2 separate regions of the Homo sapiens genome follow, and region 1 is linked to region 2. The links are chromatin contacts, found by Hi-C or POLR2A ChIA-PET in ENCODE. All regions are on one chromosome and are shown on one strand. The core of a region is the stretch at or near the end of the contact, and the rest is flanking DNA. Distances in the headings are between cores, read along the strand shown. Region 1 holds the start of VNN2 (vanin 2). Region 2 overlaps TAAR1 (trace amine associated receptor 1).

The links. Hi-C counts contacts between places; a loop is a spot of excess contacts on that map. ChIA-PET counts read pairs that join two places held with the same protein, here RNA polymerase II (POLR2A). Pooled maps may share reads with other maps.
Region 1: a pooled map shows a loop between it and region 2 (2.4-fold over the local background). The contact joins the promoter of VNN2 here to the enhancer-like site in region 2. A Hi-C loop is called at or near these places in 1 of 37 single-sample maps with no recorded cell type and 7 of 50 pooled maps. POLR2A ChIA-PET finds 5 or more read pairs at or near these places in 2 of 52 experiments (both activated T-cell).

The regions. Positions count from the first base shown.
Region 1 is chr6:132,755,938-132,760,496 of GRCh38, forward strand. It overlaps VNN2 (vanin 2), which reads right to left and starts at 1,967. Exons shown (of 7, transcript NM_004665.6): 1 at 1,734-1,967; 2 at 1,479-1,609; 3 at 1-98. The coding sequence starts at 1,946. RefSeq lists an enhancer at 4,314-4,503.
Region 2 is chr6:132,647,124-132,651,921 of GRCh38, forward strand. All of the region lies in intron 1 of TAAR1 (trace amine associated receptor 1), which reads right to left. Among named protein-coding and RNA genes, the nearest start is that of TAAR1, 9.7 kb to the right of the region's middle. RefSeq lists silencers at 4,056-4,105, 4,116-4,185. Within about 2 kb of position 1,373, at least 2 of the 41 ENCODE cell types and tissues checked have a DNase peak (open chromatin) inside an H3K27ac peak, as active enhancers do.

The sequences.
Region 1 (4,559 bases), core at 717-3,216, 110 kb after region 2:
AATTACATGGCTTTTTGTCCCCCAAATTTGCCAAGACATAGATAGAGTTGTCCTTGGCCAGGCAGCTGAGTCTTGCTTGTACTGGTGTGTGACCAAATCTAAACCAAATTATAATTAAGAAATTTCAATTTTAAAAAAATATTTTAGTCACTTTATATGGAAACGATAGCAACTGTAACCACTTAAGTGGAACTTAAGTTAATACAAAAACTATGCCTAAAAATATCATACTTTAAAAGCCACAGATGATTATACACTTGATGAATGCTTCCCACACGGTATCTATTGCTCCAGAAATTCATTATTCGGTCTCCTGCCTCATCAAGGGTCTCCTCTCTACTGAAACATCCCATCAGCAATGAAATATCCTCTAGTACCTCCCATCTTTAAAAAATAAAATTAAAACCTCTTTTGACCTTTCCAAACATGCCCTTCCAAATATTGCTTTAATCCTCATCTCTCTCTTAAAGCAAAACTCCTCAAAAGATCAGTCCCTCTTGCTGTTGCCAGTTCCTCCTCTCCCATTCCCTTTCAGAGCACTCCAACTTGTATCTCTATCACCCAAACTCTTACTAATGCCAGCAGTGACCCCCACATTTTACCTGATCTCATCTTAACTTTTCAACAGCAGTTGGCACAGTTAATTACACCTCCTTCTGGAAACACCTCACTTCTCTATTGGACCCACCCTCTCATTTTCCTATTTATTGGTTGCTCTTCTTCGACTCTTCTGCTGATTCCTCGTTTTCTTCCGAGTCTAAACACTAGAATTTCCTAGTGCTCAAGCCTTATACCTAAACTCTTCTCTAACTCACTCCACAGGTGAACTCATCATGGTGTTTAACACCATCTATATGCTGACATTTGATTTTCTATCTCCAGATATAATTTTGTCTTTTCATGCCAGACTTGTCCATGCAACTGCCACGTTGACACCTCCAGGATGACAGTAGGACCCAGATTTTTAATATATATTAGAAGGTTTCTAGATAACCTTTTCCCAGGAAAATTAGATTTGTGAGCCTAGGAAAATGCAGTTTCAAAGCATAAGGTCTTATGATTCACTTGAAAATACATGGTGAAGTCTTTCTGCCTAAGAAGCAACTCTGGAATGGAGAGACTCTATAACATTGAAAGGGTGTCCCTTCAGCAGAGGCTTTGGAATGTATTCCTAACACAATCCACTGTCTACTTCAGAAATTAAGTTACTACTTGTATCTATGAGATCTCTTCCCTTAGTTTTTCTTGCAGGAATACCCTATTTACACATTTTCTCAAAATTTAATAAAGATTTTCAATCACAAAAGATTGTTAAATAGTATCTAAGTACAATTTTTTAAAATCTGACAAATGTTGAGATAAATATAACCATAACATATACCACATATATGGTAATTCAAGAGCAATCATTTTGCTTTGGTGAACGTGCGCATTTTAGAGAGTTACTTTTGCACAAAAGACTAAGATAGTTAAAATACCTGTGGGGGTCTTGACACGGAATCCAGTTCACCTGAGGGTCTGGGATATCCTCCAGATAAGGGAAAACAGTTTCCCTGGTAAATTTCCATCCATAAAGTGCATCTTCTGGAGTCACAATGATTCGAGCACCCTGTTCAAAACAAGCAAAATAAAAATGATTTTTCCATGTACAACACAGACAATTCAGCTCTCTCGTCTTCCACCAGCTCCCATGCCCCTCGTGTACATTATGATTAACAGAAATAAGAGAATACCTGCTCAGCTGCCTGCTTGATCGCTGTCTCCAGAATGTCTATATTCTCGTTCATGAGATTCAAGGCATCCTCCTGAGAAACTGGTGTTTCTGTTTTATTTGGCAAAATGACAGCATGTTCATACACTGCAGCTATAAAACTGTCCTGAGTACCAACCTGCAGGGTTATTAGGGCAAAAACTGCCACAGAGATTGGAAAAGAGGAAGTGACCATGGCCAAGGTTTAGTGATTTCTGAAAGCAAAAATAACATTCATGTAGTATTTACAGAGGGGAGAATGTTTGCATAACATGTGGCTGCCAGTTACTGGCCTTTTACTTTATCATCATTTTTCTTCTTCTTCTTCTTCTTCTTCTTCTTCTTCTTCTTCTTTTTTTTTTTTTTTTTTTTTTTTGAGGCGGAGTTTGCTCTGTCACCCAGGCTGGAATGCAGTGGCGCAAGCTCAGCTCACTACAACTTCCACCTCCCAGGTTCAAGCGATTGTCCTTCTTCAGTCTCTGAAACAGCTAGGACTACAGGTGCGCGCCACCACGTCCAGCTAATTTTTGTATTTTTAGTAGAGATGGGGTTTCACAATATTGGCCAGGCTGGTCTCAAACTCCTGATCTTGTGATCCATCCACCTCAGCCTCTCAAAGTGCTGGGATTACAGGCGTGAGCCACTGCACTTGGCCTACTTTATAATCTTAAGAACGCAATATATCTGACCACTTTTAAAGAAAGAAAAGTTGCAGTCCATTTAAGACAATCAGAAAGTATTACAGGGATTGAACAGCATGTACTATTAGTACTAAGATTTAATATTGAATTTCCAAAAGACACCCGAATTCAAATATAGAACAATTCCAGCTTTTGTTAATAGAAACTCATAACTAACTCTCGTGTAAAAAAATCACATCCCAACAAATATCTCATTTATTAAATTTAAAAATTGACAACAATTTTTTTGGTTCTGTTGAGTCACTTACATTGTGTTTATTTTTAGACGGGGGGGAAAATATTAAATACTTACTACTAAGAAAATGTAACACAGGACAATATTGATAACAAAATTTACCCAAATCTACACTCTGACTTACTTATTGCTATTAAGGACTGAAAACATGTGCTCCAGAAAAGCAGGATTTTGTGTCTGGTTTGTTCACTGCTGTATAGTTAGTGCCTACAGCAACAATACCCCGAGGCACCTAGGCCAGAGGAGGAATCTCAGCTCAGGGGCCCCAGGCCTCAGGATACTCCGCTTCTTTCCTTCTTTCTCTCTTTCACCCTTCCCTCCCCATCCTCCCCCTACTTCTCCTTCTCCTCCTACTCCTTCTCCTCCTTCTTTTTCCTCCCTCCCCACCCCCTGCTTTGGAGGAAGATGCCAGGGAAGGGGAAGAGTCCAGGATTGGTGATAAAGATCATCTGTGTTGTAATAAGGAGAAGATGTAACTTACATTTTTGTTAGCAGCAAATAACAACAATGAGTTTAAAAACAATGCTAACAGGCCAGGTGCAGTGGCTCATGCCTGTAATCCTAGCACTTTGGGAGGCCGAGGCAGGCAGATCACCTGAGGTCAGGAGTTCAAGACCAGCCTGGCCAACATAGTGGAACCCCCCATCTCTACCAAAAACACAAAAAGTAGCTGGTCGTGGTGGTGGGCGCCTGTAATCCCAGCTACTCGGGAGGCTGAGGCAGGAGAATCGCTGGAACCCAGGAGGCAGAGGCTGCAGTGAGCTGAGATCACACCATTGCGCTCCAGGCTGGGCGACAGAGCGAAACTCCGTCTCAAAAAAAAAAAAAAAAAAAAAAACAATAATAACAACAAATACAGGATGTGATCTCAGATGCCTTCTTAGGACATTCATATTCTCCCTTCCCCAGGCCCAATCCTGCCAAATAAAGGATTTGTTTTATTTTTATCCAGCCCTTTGGTAAAAGTCACGGAAATGCTTTTAGACAGCATAGAAGAGTAGGTACGATTAAACAAAGTTTATTCTGTGCTTTCCTTCTTACTGAGATAAATGTTTTGTTAAGAATGGGGCCTAGGGGCTATAAATAAGATCTGCTCATATTTTCTGCTTTGAATAGAAGTTTCTATTAAAGGAATAACTTTTCTTATCTCTATAGAGCAGAAAACTAAAAATAATTCAGGAAAAATGGTCAAGCCCTTTTGTGGAAAATGTAAAGGGATAGATATTTTTATGAATTTTTAGCAGATTGTATAATAGACTGTTAGTATATAACCATACTATCTAGTGTATAATTAGTAAATTAGCATAGGTGATTGGTATATAATAGATTATGAGTGCTGTTAGAGTTTAGAAATCATGTAACCCAAATGCCCACTTATTACAGGATAGGAATCTGAGGCATAGAGAGCTAGAGCGACAGAGCAGGATGTTCGCTTCTCATTCCTGATTCCAGAGTCTTTCCTTTATACCTAAAACAGCACATGTGTCTGTGCTCTCTTTTAATGTCTGCAACTGAGTGTCTGAACACTCGTGTCTTTTGGGGTTTTTTTGTTTTTTGTTTTTTTGTTTTGAGACAGAGTCTTGCTCTATTGCTCAGGCTGGAGTGCAGTGGTATGATCATGGCTCACTTCAGCCTCCACCTCCCAGGCTCAAGTGATCCTTCCACCTCAGCCTCGCTAGTAGCTGGAACACCAGGTACGCACCAACATGTCAGGCTAATTTTTGTTATTTTTTGTAGAGAGGAAGTTTCACCATGTTGCCCAGGCTTGTTTCAAACTCCCGAGCTCAAGCAATCCACCCACCTTGGCTTCTGAAAGTGCTGAGATTATAGGTGTCAGTCACTGCAGCCAGTCATTCATGTCTTTTAAAGAACC
Region 2 (4,798 bases), core at 123-2,622:
CAAGGCACACAACCTTTTTAGTTTTTAAGTTCTGAAATCCAATAAATCTCACTTTATAAAACAGGTAAAAAAAATTATTATGAGTAGGCATCTTCTACTAGGCCTCCTCTTCTTGTACTTCACTGAAGAACCTCAAAGTTCCAGGGGACTCAGTTTGAAACTGTCCCTTTTGTTTCTATATGACCCTGTAATTCTGAGCTAAATTCTAGAACTTGGACTTACACACACACATACGCATGCACACACACACACACACACACACACACACACATATATAACACATACACAGACATGTACATATATATAAAGAGAAGAGGGGGGAGAGAGAGAGAAAGGAAGAAAGAAAAGAGAGAGAAAGAAAGGAAGAAGGAAGAAAGGAAGGGAGGGAGGGAGGAAAGGAGAGGAGGAGGGAAGGAAGGAAGAAAGAAAAAAGAAAGGAAGGAAGGAAGGAAGGAGAAAGGAAAGAAAGAAAGAGAAAGAAAAAAGAAAGAAAGAAAAAGGAAAGAAAGAAAGAAAGAAAGAAAGAAAGAAAGAAAGAAAGAAAGAAAGAAAGAAAGAAGAAAGAAAGGAAGGAAGGAAAGAAGGAAGGAAGGAGAAAGAGCTTGGGGAAGAGTACAAATTTCTGGCAATGAAGTCCTATAGTCTATCACTTTGGTAGGAAAATGCTAGAAAACAGCAACAATTCCTAGAATTCCAGGAGTCTGCCTTCCTTTTTATCTTTTTCCCTTCCCTCTGGGCTGATGGTTTAGAATGAGAGAAATGCAATATCTAGGTATGAAAATGTATATTTTAATAAATTTGGAACATTTTTCCCCTAATCTCCTTTGGTCTTCTATTCCCAGAAGGAAACATATTTATACCAAATAAATCTGTAAGATTTATTTAAAAAGACACACAGGCTCATTCCATGATAGAAGCTAAACAGCAAACAAAAACTGTTATTTAAACTAAGCAATATTTGAATTACGATTATGATTTCATTAAAACAATGATGGATTTCTTACTATGAAATTTAAGTTTGCATTTAACTAAACTCAATCAGTTAAGTTATATATTTTCTAGTTAGACTTTTCCTCCACTATTTCCCTCTCTTTTCCTTCTTTCTTTTACTTATTTGTTGACTTACTAAAGGAACCACACAACACTCAAAATCACTGTTCAGAAGTGTTTATTTATTCCTGACTCTTAAAAACATTTCTTCCTGATGTCATATTGAGTAGGGACTCTCAGTAGGAACTAGGGTTCAAAAAGAAGTAAGGGAAGGTGGAAATAAAGCAAAATACAAATTTCACTTTTAGAAGAGGAAATTCACAGAAGATGAAAACGCCATCTGGCAAATTCATAGGCCTTGTTTTTTGTGGCTCTGACCAAAATGACTCAGAGGTTACCGCAAGCTCATATTTGCACATACTGGTTTAAGAGACATCAAGCCTTAGGCACAGTATCTTAGAAATTGTTGATAGTATGAATGCCACATCTGTAGAATAATTTGTCTGCCCAACTTAAAGAATATTAAACATCATTGTATGAGTGCTTTTTGAAGTGTTATAAATTGTTTTTGAATAGATTTATTTGTTTAAGTGCTCTATGACAACATTGTGAGTTGAAAGCTTATCTAAGGACCTGGCAAAATAGTGTTTTTGTTTCTTTTCTTTCAGCTTTAAGAATTTACAAGCTAGAGATAATTATTATCTGTATATACAAAGTTTCCAGGTTGAATATACAATAGCAATATGGGAAGTTAACAAATTGCTGTTTGATTACCTAACTAAGTAAACAGTTCTGTGTAAATGATCTAATCATCTAATGTTTGAAAATGACATATGAATTAAAAATATGTTGATAGAACTTATAGTTTAAAATAGATCTGTCTAGCAAGGCAGGAAATCCCGGGCAGAGTGCCTCAACTTTCCAACAGAAGGTCATGAACACTAACCCTATCATAAGCTTTGTCCCGGATTCCATTAACCACCCATTCCTAATTGTTCAGAATTTCATCTCTATACTACTCTACTCATTTCCTAATCCAAACCAATTTCCCATTGTGGTATTACTCACAAAACCCTTCCAAGAGTGCCCTTGGGGACTCATGGTCTTTATTCCATTTCCTAAAATTCTTTTTTTAAATCTGCTTCCCACTCTTTGTTCTAACTAAAACTCTCTCTCCTCAGGATACCTTCTCCCCTGCAACCTTGTCAATGGCGGCTGTTTTCTTTCCTACATTCCTTGTACCTCTTCATATTATATGATCTGGAGAAAGAGTAAGTGTCCACTTACACTCATTGCCATTGAAGATCTTTCCACCCTAACCTCTAACCCCTTGCAAGCTTTGAAGTTCATGTCTTCATGCTATACCTCTGTATTAGTCCATTCTCACACTCCTACAAAGAACTGCCTGAGACTGGGTAATTTATAAAGGAAAGAGGTTTAATTGACTCACAGTTCCGCAGGGCTGGGAAGGCCTCAGGAAACTTACAGTCATGGTAGAAGGGGAAGTAAACACATTCCTCTTCACATGGTGGCAGCAAGGAGAAGTGCAGAGTGAAGTGGGGTAAAAGCCCCTTAGAAAACCATCAGATCTCATGAGAACTCACTCACTATCATGAGAACAGCATGGAGGTAGCTTCCCCCATCATTCAATTACCTCCCACCAGGTCCCTTCCATGACACGTGGGGATTATGAGAACTACAATTCAAGATGAGATTTGAGTGGGGACACAAACCATACCAACTTCCTCCTATTGCAGGCATGTACAGACTCCCAAGTCATCTCTCTGTACTTCTTGAAGATATGAGTTCCTGGCTTACTGTCACTGTCCGTAACGCTACTCCTGCTAAAGTTCTTAGCAATTTTATTGTCCACCTAAATGATCCTTCCAATAATGGACTCTTAGTTCATCGACCTCTATCTTTTAACAATCATAGACTCGCCTCCATCTCATCTCACCTTCCATGGTCATATCCCCGGATGTCATTATCAATGACAAGAGTCATCCAAATGATTGGTTTCAAGCTTCACATCCTGTCCTCCCAGCCCATGTGCTTCCTTTCCAACAATTTTTCACTAGTGCTTCCTTTCCAACAATTTTTCAACTCGAAGCCCTCAATTCATTTATTTTACACACCTTTCCACTGTCCTTCATTTACTCATGTCTACCTCTTTACTCAGTTTAGATTCCAGTATTTCCTGGCATTATCTTAAGCTCTCTCACATTAACATACTTTCCTGGCTAAATTTGAACACTGGTTAAATGCAGTTTTCCTCTCACTCCACTCTGGCACACTGAATGTGGCATAGAAAAACACACAATAGCCTTCTTTTAAATTCGTAACAAAAATGGACCATTACAATTGCTCAGGAATCCTACTCCATTTCCCTGTTACATTCATTCCTCTCCTCTCTGAGATGACTATTTCATGCCTTCTTGAATCTCAAATACTTATTCACATCCTTACTCTCACCTAATGACTTTGCATTCTGTTTCACTGAAAAAAGTGATGCAATCAGAAGAGAATGTCCACATCCCTCCAGCCTATACCTGTTTACATATTCAGCCCACTCCCTTATTGCTGCAAATTACTGTAAATGAATGGACTCTCTCCCATCACAGGCCTTTCCTCAGATGTGCCCCATACCCATCTCTTTATGCCTATTCCAAGATATACCCTCCAACTCTCTCTCCCCTGCATCTTCAGTGGTTCTCTTCCAAATACCTTCACTCTCAAATATGCAGTAATACTTTCCACCTTAAAAGAATTATTGAAGCTCACATCTTCTTTCATTTATCGACTACCCCTTTATCAGAAAGGAACCCTTTGAGTCATTTATACTCCCTGTCTCTAATTCCTCTAATCCTATCTCTTAAAATTCACTGTAATGAGAATCTCATCATCAATACTCCACCAAAACAGTTCTTAACCAAGTTATTCTACATTACTAAACCCAGTGGTAAGTTATCAGGCCTCAAGTTCTTGCTTGGCCTTTCAATTCCCCCTTGAAACAATTTCTTCCCTCGGCTCCTGGGTCACCACCCCGCTGTGGTTCTGCTATCTCACAAGCTGCTCTTGTCAGTGGCTGTTACGGTTCTTCTTCATCTCACTGGCACTAAGTCTCAGTCCTCAGTTCCCTTTCCTATTCATAACCACTCCCTTGGTGATTTCATGCTGTATTATGGCATAGTCTACACTCTGATGAGTATCATATGAATACTTCCAGCTTTGACCTTCCCTCTGAACTCTGGACTAGTATTTCCTGCTTCCCACAGGATATCACCACTTAACTTGTCTAAAGCCAAGCCCTTGACCTCCCTCCTGTGCCTAGCTTCTCCTTCTGCTCTCTATATATCTAGAACATGACAACTCTATTCTTGAACGTCCTCCATCCAAAACTTTGAGTTAATTCTTAGCTTCTCGCACTCAACAACATATCCAATTCATCAATAAATGATCTTGGCCCTTCATTAAAAAGTTATCTAGAATCAGATCATTTCTCCTCATTTCTACTACTATCACCATCCTGGTCCAAGCCACCAACAATCTCCAGATTAATCTAATAACCTCCCAGCTGGTTCCCCTGCTTCTTCTCCTGTCTCTCCACAGAAAGTATCCCCAACAAGCAGCCAAAGTGATCACATAAGTACATACATTTTCACATAAATTCTTCCAGAATGGTAGAACATGAGTCTCAAATGTAAAAGAACAGGGGCATAAAAAATATGCCCAGAGCCAATACTGAGACATTGTCAGCCATGCGCCCCTATCAGGCCAAAGAAACCTGCATGGTGACATGCTGCATCTG